Linked DNA regions of Homo sapiens: region 2 is linked to region 1. A link is a loop called in an ENCODE intact Hi-C map of the cell type or tissue named here. Cell type or tissue: CD4-positive, alpha-beta T cell. All regions are shown on one strand. Each heading gives the region's core, and the rest is flanking DNA. Links, peaks and the distances in the headings are about the cores only.

Evidence for each region. A loop is a pair of places that touch in the nucleus more often than their neighbours do. Peaks named below come from ENCODE experiments on the same cell type or tissue, not always from the same donor. Only the 100,000 strongest peaks of a DNase experiment are listed, where the experiment ranks them.
Region 2: a loop joins it to region 1, with 15 times the contacts of the local background. A loop is called at or near these places in 3 of 110 quality-filtered maps.

What each region holds. Positions count from the first base shown.
Region 1 is chr17:32,345,065-32,353,896 of GRCh38, forward strand. It overlaps ZNF207 (zinc finger protein 207), which reads left to right and starts at 5,093. Exons shown (of 12, transcript NM_001098507.2): 1 at 5,093-5,262; 2 at 6,722-6,848. The coding sequence starts at 5,222. It overlaps MIR632 (microRNA 632), which reads left to right and starts at 5,045; the gene lies at 5,045-5,138. It also overlaps a transcript of C17orf75 not described here. RefSeq lists a silencer at 1,353-1,534 and enhancers at 4,543-4,662, 4,833-5,182, 7,350-7,859. In CD4-positive, alpha-beta T cell, for the core only: no CTCF peak of the experiment used is centred there; DNase peaks (open chromatin) are centred at 4,197, 5,027, 5,527 and 5,837; H3K4me3 peaks cover 3,921 bases; H3K27ac peaks cover 1,683 bases.
Region 2 is chr17:31,897,182-31,906,013 of GRCh38, forward strand. UTP6 (UTP6 small subunit processome component) reads right to left here and starts at 4,527. Exons shown (of 19, transcript NM_018428.3): 1 at 4,355-4,527; 2 at 2,465-2,549. The coding sequence starts at 4,446. RefSeq lists enhancers at 4,002-4,151, 4,195-4,786, 4,472-4,521. In CD4-positive, alpha-beta T cell, for the core only: CTCF peaks have their summits at 4,671 and 4,871; a DNase peak (open chromatin) is centred at 4,630; H3K4me3 peaks cover 1,509 bases; H3K27ac peaks cover 904 bases.

The DNA.
Region 1 (8,832 bases), core at 430-8,429:
GCCTCCAATATTAGCCAAGAAAGGGTATATATAAAATAATTTTTAAGCTCTTGCATGTCTGAAAATATATCCTCACGTCTTTATTGTATTTTCACATTTGATTGGATATTCCTTAGAAATAGAATTTTAGGGGCCAGGCATGGTGGCACACACCTGTAATCCCAGCACTTTGGGAGGCTGAGGCAGGCGGATCACAAGGTCAGGAGTTCGAGACCAGCCTGGCCAACATGGTGAAACCCCGTCTCTATTAAAAACACAAAAATTAGCCAGGCCTGGTGGTGCACGCCTGTGATCCCAGCTACTCAGAAGGCTGAGGCAGAAGAATCACTTGAACCTGGGAGGCAGAGGTTGCAGTGAGCCAAGATCATGCCACTGCTCTCCAGCCTGGGCAACAGAGTAAGACTCCATCTCAGGGGGGAAAAAAGAAATAGAATTTTAGATTGATATGATTGGACATCGAATTCTAGGTTGAAAAGAATTCCCCTGGCCGGGCGCGGTGGCTCACACCTGTAATCCCAGCACTTTGGAAGGCTGAGGCAGGCAGATCACAAGGTCAGGAGATTGAGACCACCCTGGCCAACATGGTGAAACCCTGTCTCTACTAAAAATATAAGAATTAGGCGGGCGTGGTGGCGCATGCCTGTAGTCCCAGCTACTCGGGAGTCTGAGGCAGCAGAATCCCCATGTTCGTCAGGCTGGTCTTGAACTCCTGACCTCGTGATCTGCCCTCTTCGGCTTCCCAAAGTGCTGGGATTACAGGCATGAGCCACCGTGCCTGGTCCGAATCAACCATTTCTCCAAGGACCTCAGGTTGCTTTTACTGGAGAATGGTATTACAAACCAAGATCTCTGGACAAAGTATGCTTGATATGGGACATTATTGCTTCTAGGCCCTCTCAGCTGATATATGTATCTATACTAACTTTAGTATATACACATATCCATAAATATTTCTCTATGTATCTATTTTAAAATAAACACGAGTTCATTCTGGTGTCTCCAGCTCTAATCCATGGCCGCATGGATCATTCTAGCCTCCTCCCCTTGCTTATCTATAAACTCACTACAACGAGAGGCACAGCATGGTGGCTCACGCTTGTTAATCTTAACACTTAGAAGCTAAGGCAGGAGGATCACTTGAGCCCAGGAGTTCAAGACCAGCCTGGACAACAAAGCGAGACCTTACCTCTACAAAAAACACAAAAATTAGCAAGGCATGGTGGCATGGCCCTGTAGTCCCTGCTACTCCGTGGGCTGAGGTGGGAGGATCCATTGAGCCCAGGAGATCAAGGCTGCAGTGTGCTACGATTGCACCACTGCACACTACCAGCCTGGGCCACCGAAACCCAGCTAATTTTTAATTTTTTCATAGAGACAGGATATTGCTTTGTTGCCCAGGCTCGCCTTAAACTTCTGGCTTCAAGTGATTCTCCCACCTCAGCCTCCCAAGGTACTGGGATTACAGGAATGGGCTAGCGCACCAGGCCTTCTTTAATTTCTAACAGCAATTTTTTTTTGTTTTTTTTTGAGACGCAGTCTCGCTCTGTTGCCAGGCTGGAGTGCAGTGGCACGATCTCGGCTCACTGCAACCTCTGCCTCCCAGGTTCAAGCGATTCTCCTGCCTCAGCCTCCCGAGTAGCTGGAACTACAGGCACACGCCACTAGGCCCAGCTAATTTTTGTATTTTTAGCAGAGACAGGGTTTCACCATGTTGGCCAGGATGGTCTCAATCTCTTGACCTCAGGTGATCCGCCTGCCTAAGCCTCCCAACTAACAGCAATATTTTATTGCTTATTGCTTTCATAGTAAAAGTGTTTTAATCTGTTTATGGTGCTGTAACAAACACCACAGACTGGGGAATTTATGAATAACAGAATTGTATTTCTTTCTTTCTTTTTTTTTTTGGAGCTGGAGTCTCACTCTGACACCAAGGCTGGAGTACAGTGGCACAATCTCAGCTCACTGCAACCTCCACCTGCCAGGTTCAAGCCTCAGCCTGGGTTCTACTGTCTCAGCCTCCTGAGTAGCTGGGATGACAGGCACCCACCACAATGCCCAGCTAATTTTTGTATTTTCAGTAGAGACAGGATTTTGCCATGTTGGCAAGGCTGGTCTCGAACTCTTGATCTCAGGTGATCAACCCACATCGGCCTCCCAAAGTGCTGGGATTACAGGCATGAGCCACCACACCTGGCCAGAATTTTATTTCTTTTCTTTCTTTTTTTTCCCCCGAGATGGAGTTTCACTCTTATTGCACAGGCTGGAGTGCAATGGCGCAATCTCGGCTCACTACAACCTCCGCCTCCTGGGTTCAAGTGATTCTCCTGCCTCAGCCTCCAGAGTAGCTGGGATTACAGGCGCCCGCCACCACACTCAGCTATTTTTTTTGTATTTTTTAGTAGAGACAGGGTTTCATCATGTTGGCCAGGCTGGTCTCGAACTCCTGACCTCAGGTGATCCACCTACCTCAGCCTCCCAAAGTGTTGGGATTACAGGGGTGAGCCACCACCACACCCACTGAATTATATTTTCTTATAGTCTGGAAATTTGGAAATCCAAGATCAAGGCACTAATACTCAGTGTCTGATGAGGGCATTCTTGCTGCATCCTCATTTGGTTGAGGCAAGAGAGAGTAGAGTTTAGTTCCTTCCAGCACTTTAATAAAATCACTAATCCCCCCCCACCCAGTTTACTCATGATTTAATCACCTGCTAAAGGTCCCAACTCTTAATGCTATCACATTGGTGATTACGTTTCAAGCAGTTGGGGGGATATTCAGCACATTGCAATACGGTTTTAAACTTTTTCATTTTTCAATTTATTTTTTCATAGAGATGGTCTCACTATGGTGCCCAGGTTGGTCTCACACTCCTGGCCTCAAGCCACCCTCTTGCCTCAGTCTCCCAAAGCACGGCAATTACAGGCTTGAGCAACTGCACCCAGCCTGAACTTTTTTTTTTTTTTTCTTTTTGAGACAGAGTCTTGCTCTGTCGCCCGGACTGGAGTGCAGCAGAGTGATCTCGGCTCACTGCAGCCTCCGCCTCCCGGGTTCAAGCGATTCTCCTGCCTCAGCCTCCGGAGTAGCTGGGATTACAGGCGTGCCCCACCACGCCTGGCTAATTTTTTTTTGGTATTTTTAGTAAAGACCGGGTTTCACCATGTTGGCCAGGCTGGTCTTCAACTCCTGATCTCAGGTGATCCACCCGCCTCAGCCTCCCACAGTGCTGGGATTACAGGTGTGAGCCACTGCGCACAGCCCAAACTGATCCTTTAAAATTCAAATTTAATTCAGCTCCACACATACTTTGTGTTTTGGGGCAAATTATTCCAGCTCTCTTAAGTCTCTTTTATCTCATCTCTATTAACAAGTTGACAATAATGGCTCCTACCCCAGAGGCTGAGACAAATAATGTTAAAACTCACTACAATGCTTGGCACACGGTAGGTGCTCCATGGATGTCTGCTATTATTTTTTGCTTTTAATAGTAACATAATTTACATTACTAGTTATTATTATATGCTAAGCTCTGTTTTAAGTGCAGCCAAGATGAAGTTTAACTGCCTTGCCCAAAGTCAGGCAGCTAAGCAGTGGCACTGGTGGACTATGAACCCAAGCACTGGACTTTTAACCACCTCTCACTTGCATGATCCTCCAGTTGCCCTCTTAGAACCACTGTGCCTTCTCAGAGACTTCAGCTGAAATCCAACTTCTGAGAATGCTTCTAGGGTTCGCCAGAACCCGCCTTTGCTAGCCTCCCTAGGATTATCTCTTGTGACCAGCACCTTCACTGACAGCTCCAGTCTTTTTTTTTTTTTTTTGAGACGGAGTCTCACTCTGTCACCCAGGCTGGAATGCAATGGCGAGATCTCGGCTCACTGCAACCTTCACCTCCCAGGTCCAAGTGATTCTCCTGCCTCATTCTCCCGAGTAGCTGAGGTTACAGGCGCCTGCCACTACGCCTGGCTAATTTTTGTATTTTTAGTAGAGACAGGGTTTCACCATGTCGGCCAGGCTGGTCTCGAACTCCTGACCTCAAGTGATCCGCCTGCCTCGGCCTTGGCCCATAGTGTTGGGATTACTGGCGTGAGCAACCGCGCCCGGCTATCAGCTCCAGTCTTACCACGATTAGTTTTTCACGTGCCCAGCCTCAAAGACTTAAACTCTTTGCTCCCTTACGGAGATACCCTTTCCTTCACCTTGCTTGCTCCCGTTGACTCCTCAAGAAACCTTTCTTATGTCGGGCGCAGCGGCTCAAGCCTGCAATCCAGCACTTTGGGAGGCCGAGGCGGGCGGATCACTTGAGCCCAGGAGTTCGAGACCAGCCTCGCTAACATGGTGAAACCCCATTCTACTAAAAATACAAAAATTAGCCGGGCTTGGTGGCGCGGGCCTGCAGTCCCAGCTACTCGGGAGGCTGAGGTAGGAGAATCGCTTGAACCCGGGAGACGGAGGTTGCAGTGAGCAGAGATCGCGCCGCTGCACTCCAGCCTGGGAGACAGAGCGAGACTTGGTCTCAGAAAAATAAAACAAAACAAAGAAAAACAAAACTTTACTTGACAACCCAACGACCACTACCACTACAGCCGCCCTAGGACTCCCGCTCTCTGAGGTCCTACAGCACTTCGCATTTCCCTCAACGCCGCACTGAGAACTCTGCATTGTGTACTCGTCTGTCACCAATCTGCGAGTTACAAAGCAGAGACTAACTTATTTGGTTTAGCATTTAATAGGCACATAATCAACATTTACTGTTCAATTGAAACAAAATTAAAATTGGGCGCTGTCTCTATCTTTATTTGTGATCGGCCCTAACTGCACTGGCAATCTTTTCCGTTTTTTTGTTTTCTGTTTTCCATTCGCATGCCCCTTAGCGTACCTGGGGCTCCGGCTCCTTTACAAATGAAACCCAAAGTGCTCCGCAAGCACAGCCAGCGAAAGCGAAAAACTCTGAAACGGACAAGATGGCTGCCACCTCTTCGCGCCTCTTAGTCCCACCCACTCAGGGCGGAGGTCTGCGTCATGTGACCCTCCCCTTCTTGGCTCCGCCTCCTACCGCAGTGCTTGACGGGAGGCGGAGCGGGGAACGAGGCCGTCGGCCATTTTGTGTCTGCTTCCTGTGGGACGTGGTGGTAGCCGTTGGGTTGGGAAAGTGAGGGATTTTTGGCCTCGTTTCTCCTGCTTCTTTTCTCCTCCCTTTTACTTTGCCGGTAGAACACAGTTATGGGTCGCAAGAAGAAGAAGCAGCTGAAGCCGTGGTGCTGGTATCCTTTGTCGGTTTGAAGTCGAGGTCGCGTTGGGGTGCCGGTTGTTGGGGCCTGGGACTAGGAGGCCTGGATTTGGCTTACGGCGTGGAGCGTTTGTATTTAGGCGTCTGCGTGGGTGGCCTGGTGGCTGGGATTGGACTTGGGAAGGCTTCTAGGAAAATGGGGTTCCGAGGTCGACAGGCTTTTGCAGTTGTGGGTCGTGTGACTCTGTGACTCAGGAGGATCTTGTTCGGTGCGAATTTTGGACTCCGGGAGGCGGCCTGGACCCCTCCGCCAGGGACAGTGTCCCCTAGGGACTATTCAGCCACCTTCCGTTGTTTTGGTGACGATTCAACAAGGGACTTTTCTTCGAGTGCGATAGGCTTATTACTTTCATGGAGGGTTGGGGACAGCTTCACAGTCTGTCACCCACTTTTTCTGTTTTTATTTACTTTATGTGTGTTTTGTGTTTATTTTTTCGAATTGGCGGTTTAGTAAAGAACCAAGTTAGTCAACCCTGGTTTCGAACCTTTTTTTTTTTTTTTTTCTTTTCGGGGCGGGAGGAGAACTAGCTTCCGTGTCTCACCCAGAGGCGCCTTAATCTTCAGGAAGCGTTCTCACAGGGCGGAGTTTCTGTTACCCAACTTTGTAGGACTAAAAAGTGCCTATCTTATTAGGAAAACTCTTACTACAGTGTGGTATTAATGCTTTTTCTGGAAGCGTTAATATTCTTTACATTAAAATTGATTTTATTTACTGTTTTGTACGTAAAGGCGGCTTGTTACAGTACTGCGTTTATGTAACAGTTTTAAAAATAGCTTAAATACGGTTACGAATTTTGTAATGTGATTTTAGGAAAATCTGAGTAGTGAGGTAAGAATTCTGTTTTATTGATGTAAGAATTCTGCTTTATTGATTTTATTGATCTGTGAATTTAAATACATTGCTTGGCAACATAAATTCATACGGAATTGGAAACAACTTTATGGATTGTTCATTCGAAATTATGTGATTATTGTTCACCATATAGTTACTCTTAGATTCTAAATATTGCTAAATTCCTAATCCAGTTATTGCTATCGTCTTCATATCTAGTGAAGTAATTGTCTTGACAGAACCTTAGGGATTTCTTAACTGAACTCTTTCCTGTCCTCAGTGTGCATTTGTAAATGTTGAAATATTTATAACAAAAGTTTCACCGACATCTCTGTTAAACACAGGAATTTGACAAAGTATATTGCTGATTATTGAGATGTGTTTTTTGGGGTGGTGAAGAGAGCTGGCCTTCTAGGAAATTGAAAATACTGAAATAACATGGCAAGTGTAGTCCCTAATTGTGTAATAAATATAAAAAGCAGAGTTTCTATACAGTACCATTTTGGTTTTAGCTGTTCCCATATTGTAATGTTATCCATATGTTTTTATTATAGGCAGTGTCATCATTAGGCTGTCTTTGTGCCTTAACAGTATTGATCAGGTATTGTAATAGAGATTTTGATGATGAGAAGATCCTTATTCAGCACCAAAAAGCAAAGCATTTTAAATGCCATATATGTCACAAGAAATTGTATACAGGACCTGGCTTAGCTATTCATTGCATGCAGGTAAGGATTTTTCTTCTGTATTTATTGTCCGCTTGTGATTTGGAAACAACTTGAAAGAATAATCTTTTTTATTTTTTTGAGTTTCGGTCTTGTCGCCCAAGCTGGAGTGCAGTGGTGCAATCTCGGCCCACTGCAACCTCTGCCTCTCGGGTTCAAGCTATTCTTCTGCCTCAGCCTCCGGAGTAGTTGGGACTACAGGCAGCCGCCACCATGCCCGGCTAATTTTTTGTATTTTTAGTAGAGACTGGGGTTTCACCATGTTGGCCAGGCTGGTCTCGAACTCCTGACCTCAGGTGATCCACCCACCTGGGCCTCCCAGAGTGCTGGGATTACAGGCGTGAGCCACCGCGCCTGGCCGAAAGAATAATCATTTATTTCTCTGACAACTGTAGTTTTGTTTTTTTTTTGTTCACTTACTTACTGCAAAAGATAAGATAGCCAATCAGCATTAAAAAAAACAAAAAATTTGTTCGATAGCCATCAAGACAATAAACAAAACTGGCTTTTTATGTTTAAAGAGGGTTTGTATTTGTATTTAGTTTGATAGTACCTTACTAGGTTAGATTGGTAACATATCGAAATCACTAAATATTTCCTGAGTACTTGGAGCAGAGAACAAGGATCAGCGATTTAGATTTTGTAGGTGGTCTGGCCTTAAGAATTAATACTTAATTAGCAGTCATTACTCACTGCCATTGAAGGATCTGTTATTATCTGTAGCTTGGGGCTAGGCTAATTTCAGCAATTTATTTATTGGACTTCTTTTGGAATGGCAGCATTGTACTTTTTGCTTTTGTTTTTAAGAGATGGCCTTGCTCTGTGGCCCAGGCTGGATTGCAGTGACATGGTTATGGCTCACTGCAGCCTCATATTCCTGGGTTCTAGCCGTCTTCCTGCCTCGTTCTCCCAAAGCCCTGGGATTATGGGCATGAGCCATTGTGCCAGCCCAGAATTGTATTTCATTTAATAATTTCTAGGTTTCGGCTGGGCGCGGTGGCTCACGCCTGTAATCCCAGCGCTTTGGGAGGCCAAGGTGGGCGGATCACAAGGTCAGGAGTTCAAGACAGCCTGACCAACATGGTGAAACCCCATCTCTACTAAAGATACAAAAATTAGCCGGGTGTGGTGGCATGGGCCTGTAATCCTGGCTACTGGGGAGGCTGAGGCAAGAGAATCATTTGAACCCTGGAGGCAGAGGTTGCAGTGAGCTGAGATGGTGCCACTGCATTCCAGCCTGGGCAACAGGGTGAGACTCTGTCTCAATAATAATAATAATGACAATAATTTCTAGGTTTTTAAAGTTCTTTTAATAAATAGCGAGAGCATTGTAATTTATATTTTTTAAGATCTAGTAAGTACCTTCATGTCTCATTCAACATTATTCTACTTTGCTTAGTCCTAGAGCTGTCTGAATTTTTGCTAAATTAGACCTTACAGAAATATGAGATGAGCAAATACCAAATCATTGGAAACTACTATGGGTGGGAGGTAGGGAGACGTGATTTCTCCAGGTTTAAAGATAAATTTATATAGATCCTTTTCACTCCAGATACTTTAACAATAATTTAATATTCATTTTAAAATGTTGACCAGATGTGGTGGCTCACGCCTGTAATCCCAGCACTTTGGGAGGCCGAGGCTGGTGGATCACCTGAGGTCAGGGTTTCAAGACCAGCCTGACCAACGTGGTGAAACCCCATCTCTACAAATACCAAAAATTAGCTGGGCATGGTGGCAGGCACATGTAGTCCTGGCTACGGGGGCGGGGGGAGGGCTGGGGGCGGGGGGCGCGAGGCGGGTGCTGAGACAGGAGAATCACTTGAACCCGGGAGGCAGAGTTTGCGGTGAGCTGAGTTTGTGCCACTGCACTCCAGCCTGGGTGACAGAGACTCTGTCTCCAAAAAAAAAAAAAAAAAAAAAAAAATTGTTAGAGAACCTACTACATGTTAGACTCACAGCTGTTCACTGTTGCAGCCATTAGTTA
Region 2 (8,832 bases), core at 246-8,245, 450 kb before region 1:
AGGCTGAGGCAGGAGGATCATCTGAGCCTAGAAGTTCGAGGCTGCAATGAGTGCTCGCACCATTGCACTCCAGCCTGGGCAAGAGTGAGTGTATTATTTGGAAAAAAAAAAATCTATTTTTGACATAATATGGTCTTGGCTCATTTTGAGTGAGCAATCTACTCATAGGACCTCTTCCAAAAACAATAGCTTAGCCAAGGTTCATATATTGTTTGTTCGGCTGTCTTTTGTCTTTTTAAATCTAAGCTCAAAACTTCTAGTCTTTTTTTTTTTTTTTTTTTTTGAGATGGAGTTTCGCTCTTGTCTCCCAGGCTGGGAGTGCAATGGCACAATCTTGGCTCACTGCAACCTCCACCTCCTGGGTTCAAGCAATTCTCCTGCCTCAGCCCCTGAGTAGCTAGGATTACAGGCACCCAACACCACACCCGGCTAATTTTTGTATTTTTAGTAGAGATGGGGGTTTCACCATGTTGGCCAGGCTGGTCTCGAACTCCTGACCACAGGTGATCTGCCTGCCTCAGCCTCCCAAAGTGCTGGTATTACAGCATGAGCCACCATGCCCAACCAAAACTTCTAGTCTTATAAACATGTGATCTTGTTATTGGTTCTTTCTGAATCCTGATTCCGTCATCCAACATATTAGCTATTCTCCCCCACTGGAAAATTGGTCTGACATAATTTTTCTTTATTCAAACCTTCCATGCATTTACAAGATGAAAAAATCTTGCAGTACACCTCTTTCCAAGTGGACAGACAATAGATAAACAAGCAGTAACTTTTCAATTCTCTACACTCATCACATTCACTCTCCTCTATCTTGCTCACCAAGAGGCAAATCTCTTGCTGAAGTCCTGATACACACTATGTCTCTGACAATCTCTGATCTACAAACCCAGTAGAAAAAAAAAAGAAAGAAAACGACAAGAGAGAAAGAGGAGGGGAAAAGTAAGTTCAGTTTGGCCAGGACTACAGTCTTAGTGGAGTAATGCTACTCCCAATGCTACTCCTGTTCAGAAATATCTATCTAATGAACGTTTCTGGAATTCTTTTAATTTTTTTAAAAAACTGATGTTGGCCGGGCGTGGTGGCTCATGCCTGTAATTCCAGCACTTTGGGAGGCCGAGGCGGGTGGATCACCAGGTCAGGAGTTCAAGACCAGCCTGGTCAAGATGGTGAAACGCTGTCTCTACAAAAATTAGCCTGGCGTGGTTGTGGGCACCTGTAATCCCAGCTACTCAGGAGGCTGAGGCAGATAACTGCTTGAACCCAGGAAGCGGAGGTTGCAGTGAGCCGAGATCGCACCACTGCACTCCAGCCTGGGCAATAAGAGTGAAACTCCATCTCAAAAAAAAAAAAAATTTGATGTTAAGCTCATCATTCTAGAACTGATTTTAAATTTGTGAAGGAATGGGAGGCTGAGGCAGGAGAATCACTTGAACCCAGGAGGCGGAGGTTGCGGTGAGCGTGAGCAGAGACTGTGCAACTGCACTCCAGCCTGGGTGACACAGAGAGACTCTATTTCAATTAATCAACCAATCAATCAATTTGTGAAGGGATTAAAAAGTAAGGCTAGGACCGAGCATGATGCCTCATGCCTGTAATCATAGCACTCGCTTTGGGAGGCCGATGCTGGTGGATTGCTTGAGGCCAGGAGTTCGAGACCAGCCTAGCCAACATGGCAAAACCCAGTCTCTACTAAAAGTAGCTGGGTGCGGTGCCATACGCCTGTAATCCCAGTTACTGAGGAGGATGAGACTTGAGAATCACTAGAACCCGGAAGGCAGTGGTTGCAGTGAGCCAAGATCGCGCCACTGCACTCCAGCCTGGGTGACAGAGCAAGACTCTTGTCTCAAAAACAAAAATAAAAAAAGTAAGGCTGGGCCCGGTGGCTCACAAACACTTGTAATCCCAGCATTTTGGGCGTGGGCAACATGCCGAAACCCTGTCTCTACAAAAAACACAAAAGCTAGCCAGCCATACTGGCACACACCTGTAGTCCCAGCTACTCCAGAGGCTGAGGTGGGAGGATGGCTTCAGCTCAGGAGGTGGAAGCTACACTGAGCCATGATGGCACCACTGCACTTCAGCCTGGGTGAAAGGCGAGCCCCTGCCTCAAAAAAAAGTAATGAAATTATTAATTATTGGCCGGGCACTGTGGTTCACACCTGTAAGCCCAGCACTTTGAGAGGCCAAGGTGGGTGGATCCCTTGAGATCAGCCTGGGCAATGTGGCAAAACCCAGTCTCTACCAAAAAATTAGCCAGGCATGGTGGCATGCATCTATGGTCCCAGCTACCCAGGAGGCTGAGGTAGGAGAATCGCTTGAGCCTGGAGGGCAGAGGTTGCAGTGAGCAGAGATCACACCATTCACACCACTGCACTCCAACCTGGGTGACAGAGTGAGATGCCATCTCACCAAAAAACAAAAAAGAAAAAAAGAAAGAAATTATTAATTACACACTTACTTGAACATAATTGATAAAGTCTTCCTTGAAAAGGGTTCTTCTCTGGATTTTGTACTCTAGATCGGAAGCCTTCTTAATGATAGCCCTGAGGAGAAAGCCATTTAAACTTCACTTGAAAACTGCAAAAATTAAACGTTTAAGTTTATTTTGAATATATTTAAAACATGTTTTTCAAAATACGAAATTCCTAGAGTTATCTTTCATAAGAAAGTATTATCGGCCGGACACAGTGGCTCATGCCTGGAATCCCAGCACTTTGGGAGGCTGAGGCGGGTAGATCAAGAGGTCAAGAGACTGAGACCACCCTGGTCAACATGGTAAAACTGCATCTCTACTAAAAATACAAAAATTAGCTGGGCGTGGTGGTGCGTGCCTGTAGTCCCAGCTACTCGGGAGACTGAGGCAGGAAAATTGCTTGAACCTGGAAGGCGGAGGTTGCAGTAAGCCGAGATCGCGCCACTGCCCTCTGGCCTGGCGACAGAGCAAGACTCCATCTCAAAAAAAAAAAGTATTCTCTTACACAATTACTTTTGTGTTCTTAAGGGTTCATTTTTAAACTTTCAGGAAAATCATCTTAATCAACTCCCAAAACCAATGACATTCCCACCAGCAAAGCAAATACAATTAAGAACTTTATACCATTTATGTATGGTGTTTTTTTTGTTTGTTTTTTTCTCGCTCTGTCGCCCAGGCTGGAGTGCAGTGGCATGATCTTGGCTCACTACAACCTCGGCCTCCCGAGTTCAAGCGATTCTCCTGCCTCAGACTCCCGAGTAGCTGGGACTACAGGCGCTCACCACCACGCTCAGCTAATTTTTGTATTTTTAGTAGAGACGGGGTTTCACCATATTGGCCAGGCTGGTCTCGAACTCCTGACCTCGTGATCCACCCACCTCGGCCTCCCAAAGTGCTGGGATTACAGGCGTGAGCCACAGCGCCTGGCTGGTATTAATAAAGACTTCTTTTACTCCAAGTTCAGGTCACTTAAATTTTAATAATAAATTTCTTTCCGAAATTCCTCTTATTTCTGAGTTCTCAACATGTAAATTTTTTTAAAAATCTAAATTGCGTCTGCCTTAAAAGACTTATTACTACGAAGGACTTACGGGAGAAGATTCAGAGTCCTTAGCTAAGGAATGAACATATGACAAATATATATTAGGAGAATTTAATGCAAGATGTGCAAGACAGGTGTCTTTAGTAATGGTAACATTAACCTTAACTGAGCACTTTCTAAGCGTCCACACTGCTTTGTTTTGTGTTTCATTAACGAATGCTTACTTTGAAGCTCTGAGTCACATTACTACATTCAGACGTTGCAAAACAAAGCAACAGTCACAGAAACCATTAAAAACTATTAAACATAATTTTAACACGCTACTGAATGTCTACCATGTGCCAGGCGCTGTAGTTAGGCTCTGGAGTAGCATATGAAACTGATTTCAATGGTCCCCACCTTCAAGTCTAGTTAGGAATTTATCCACTCCCCCTGGGCTCTCACAGCACTCTGTTCCCATCCCTACAGCAGTACAAGGTACTACAATCAACTTACAGTACACTGTTATCAAAATATTTAATTTGTCTGTCTCCCCCACCACACTCTGCCCAATTAGCTCCTAATGAGCAGGAATCCTGGGTTTATCACCTTTACAGCCCTAAGACCCGGCTCCATGAAGGGCTGTCAAAACGTCTGATGGGTAAGTAGACGGACGGATTACCTTGCAACGAATGAAAAATTAATTCTGGACATCACCGAAAACGAGAAATGGGCTTCCACCACGTTAGGAAAAGTAAACACAGGTCGAGCGTCCCCACATCTAGCCCCTGCCACACACTCCCAACCTCCCCTCAGGCCGCCTCAGCTCTTCCCTCTCCCCAACCCTCTCTCACTTAATCTCCGCATGACTGAACAGTCCAATGCGCTCCAGCTGTTCCAATTCCGGGAGCCGATCTTCTATGCGTTCCTGAATTATCTCTGCCATGAGGTCCGAGGTCTACAACCCCGCGGGTAGCTTCTCAACAGCGAACACGAGCAGGAAGCTCCCGGTTTCAGGTTCGGAGACCCAGCCCTACCACCGACGCGTCCGGACGTAACGTGCTCCCTAGGTCCCGCCTTTTCCGCTTCCGCCACCTCCTACTTAGGGGAAGGCCCTTCGGCTTCTACAGCCACCGTCCCCTCCCTGTGGCCGATTGTGGGATTGCAGCGAGAACCCGCCCTGGTCTTGGGCAGGACGACTCTAGCGGACAGGAGTTGAGGGGCGGGGCTAGACGGGAGGGAGGGGTTAAGTGCGCGCGCCGCTAGACTTGGACAGCCATCAGGAAAAGCGCCTCCAGGTGTAGAGAGGTGGGCTGCTCAAGCCTGAAAGGGACACGAGATGCATTTTCTTCAGAATATTGTCTCCCATCCCACGTCCTGACTTCCCAACACCAAGAACAACAACAAAAAAAAAAGCAAAGGAGGAGGATATTGTACAATTAAACATTTTTGAAAGCCGGTCGCGGTGGCTCATGCCTGTAATCCCAGCAGTTTAGGAGGCCGAGGCGGGCAGATCACCTGAAGTCAGGAGTTCGAGACCATCCTGGCTAACATGATGAAACCCCGTTTCTACTAAAAATGCAAAAAAATTAACTGGGCGTGCTGGCACGCGCCTGTAATCCCAGCTACTCGGGAGGCTGAGGCAGGAGAATCGCTTGAACCTGGGAGGCCGAGATCGCGCCATTGCACTCCAGCTTGGGCAACAAGAGTGAAACTCCGTCTCTAAATAAATAAATAAATAAAATAGAATTGTTTATTATTTAAATCAATATCCTGTCTTTGTAAGCAATAGCTTTCAAAATATATGTCCCTAGGTGAATATCAGACACTATAAATTCTTTTTAGAAAAGGAGATTTTTGTATTGAAAAGTTTGAGAATTACCAAAATAAATCACTAAGGTATAGACACCCTCCTTAAACCATTGCCCAAGCAACTTAGCATTTCTAAGAGAAACACCAGGCAACACAGCTTGGAGGCAATATTGCTGGTATAGTTAGTAAACCTCAAATGATAACTACATGGTTCAGTTCTTTTTTAGTTCTGGATATAAAAAAGCCAAAGCAGCAGTTCTTGCTAAATCTGCTTATTTCAACATTCACATTAGCACCTGGATCCTGTGTGTGATTTATGAAAGGAGAATGGGCTCAGCAAAACCATGTTCCACCTCTGTGCCTTGCATTTCTTTCTTTCCTTTCACATTTTACCCACTCATCTCAGAACTGAGACGAGGGTTGGCTTGTGCTACACCATTTCTTGAATCCTTCAGCTGTAAGACATGTCAGAAGTGGAAGGAAATCACGAATGTAAGACAAAGATAGAATTTATTTGTAAAAGTAAAATCTCTGGGGCTGTGTTAACAGTAAGAGTGGAGATGACACTAGATAGTAAACTCCATATGGGCAGGGAATTTTTTCCTTTTTGACTGGCTAGATACTCTACAGCTTATAGCAGTGCCTACCATATAATAAGTACTCAGTTAATAAATGCATGACACTAAGAAAAGGTACTTGCTAAATTTCTTTAGGTACAAGGAAGTCAGCAAGTTATGACAGACTGTAATCATTTCAAAGTAAATTTGATAGAGACCTTCATAAATTAACCATGATTTTTATTTTATTTTATTTTATTTATTTATTTAGAGACAGAGTCTCGCTCTGTCACCAGGCTGGAGTGCAGTGGCGCGATCTCGGCTCACCACAACCTCGACTCCCCTGGTTCAAAGGATTCTCCTGCCTCAGCCGCCCGAGTAGCTGGGACTACAGGCACGTGCCACCACACCCAATTAATTTTTGTGTTTTTCGTACATACAGGTTTTCATCATGTTGGCCAGGATGGTCTCAATCTCCTGACCTCATGATCCACCCGCCTCAGCATCCCAAAGTGCTGGGACTCCAGGCGTGAGCCAACGCGCCCGCCCAATTTTTAAATCAAACTAACTATAAATACGCTCCTCCTTTATATTGTTTTGTTTTGTTTTGTTGTTCTTTTTAAGACCGAGCCTCGCTGGCCAGGCACTGTGGCTCACACCTGTCATCACAGCACTTTGGGAGGCCGAGGCCACGGATAACCTGAGGTCAGGAATTCAAGACCAGCGTGGCCAACATGGAGAAACCCCGTCTCCACTAAAAATACAAAAAAATTAGCTGGGCCTGGTGGCCTCTCTCTGTTGCCTAATGGGGAGTGCAGTGGTGCGCTCTCGGCTCACTGCAACCTCCACCTCCTGGGTTCAAGCGATCCCCCGAGTAGCTGGGATGACAGGCGTGAGCCACCATGCCCGGCCTAATTACGTTTTTGTTTTGTTTTGAGACAGGGTCTTACTATATTACCCAGGCTGGAGTGCAGTGGTGTGACCACAGCTCACTGCAGCCTCAACCTCCTGAGCTCCAGCAATGCTCCCACCCCCGCCTCCCAAGTAGCTGGGACTACATGTGTGCCCCACCGCACCTGGCTAATTTTCCTTTTTTCTTTTTTGTAGAGACAGGGGTCTCACTATGTTGCCGAGGATGGTGTTTTTGTTTTTGTAAATAGAGACAGGGTCTCACTGTATTGTCACCATGGTCTTGAACTCCTGGCCTCAAGTGATCATCTTGTTTCCCCTTCTCAAAATTCTGGGATTACAGGCATAAGCCAGCACGCCCAGCGATCCTCCCTTATTTTGAAATTTAGCTTTTTTTTTTTTGAGATGGAGTTTTGCTCTTGTTGCCCAGGCTGGAGTGTAGTGGCGTGATCTTGGCTCACTGCAACCTCAGCCTCCCAGATTCTAGTGATTCTCCTGCCTCAGCCTCCCGAGTAGCTGGGATTACAGGCGCCCACCACCACGACCAGCTAATTATTGTCTTTTTAGTAGAGACGGAGTTTCACTATGTTGGCTAAGCTGGTCTCGAACTCCTAACCTCAGGTGATCCGCCCACCTCGGCCTCCCAAAGTGCTGGGATTACAGGCATGAGCCACCACGCCTGGCCAAAATTTAGCGTTTATGTATATATTCTTGTTGTTGTTGTTGTTGTTGTTGTTGAGACGGAGTGTCAGTTTGTTGCCCAGGCTGGAGGGCAGTGGCATGATCTCGGCTCACTGCAACCCCCGCCTTCCCGTTTAAACGATTCTCCTGCCTCAGCCACCTGAGTAGCTGGGACTACAGGCGCACGCCACCACGCCCAGCTAATTTTTGTATTTTTGGTAGAGACGGGGTTTCACCATGTTGGCCAGGCTGGTCTGGAACTCCTGACCTTGTGATCGATCCACCCGCCTCCACCTCCCAAAGTGCTGGGATGTGAGCCACCCCGCCCTGCCTAGCTTTTATATTTACCTTCAAGAATTATTATGATGGGCCAGGCGCAGTGGCTCACATCTGTAATCCCAGCACTTTGGGAGGCCGAGGTGGGTGGATCACAAGGTCAGGAGTTCGAGACCAGCCTGGCCAACATGGTGAAACCTCCGTCTCTACCAAAAATACAAAAATTAGCCGGGCATGGTGGTGCGTGCCTGTAGTCCCAGCTACTCGGGAGGCTGAGGCAGGAGAATCGCTTGAACCCGGGAGATGGAGGTTGCAGTGAGCCAAGATCACGCCACTGCACTCCAGCCTGGGTGACAGACCGACACTCTGTCCCAAAAAAGAAAGAATTATTATGATGTTTTGGAGGCCAAGGCAGGTGGATCACCTGAGGTCAGGAGTTCACAACCAGCATGGCCAACATGGTGAAATACCCCCCCACTAAAAATACAAAAATTAGCTAGACATGGTGGCGGGAATCCCAGCTACTCTGGAGGCTGAGGCAGGAAAATTGCTAGAACCTGGGTGGCGGAAGTTGTAGTGAGCCATGATCACACCACTACACTCCAGCCTGGGAGACAGAGCGAGACTCCGTCTCAAAAAAAAAAAAAAATACTTGGGAGGCTAAAGCACAAGAATCGCTTGAACCCGGGAGGCAGAGACTGCAGTGAGTCGAGATCGTGCCACTACACTCCAGCCTGGGCAACAGAATGAGAATCTGTCTCAAAAAAAAAAAGAATTATTATGACAGAAATGACAAAGCCTTCTTTTCACTTCTGCATCTCATAATAATAGCTGTCATTGGCCCGGCGCAGTGGCTCACGCCTGTAATCCCAGCACTTTGGGAGGCCAAGGTTGGCAGATCACAATGTCAGAAGTTCAAGACCAGCATGGCCAGCATGGTGAAACCCCATGACTCTGTCTCAAAAAAAAAAAAAAAAGCTGTCATTATGTAGGGCTTATTGTGTGCCCAGCTACTATGTGCACTGTTCTAAGTCCTTTATGTTTTTTTGTTTTTTTTTTTGTGAGCCGAAGTTTCGCTCTTGTTGCCCAGGCTGGAG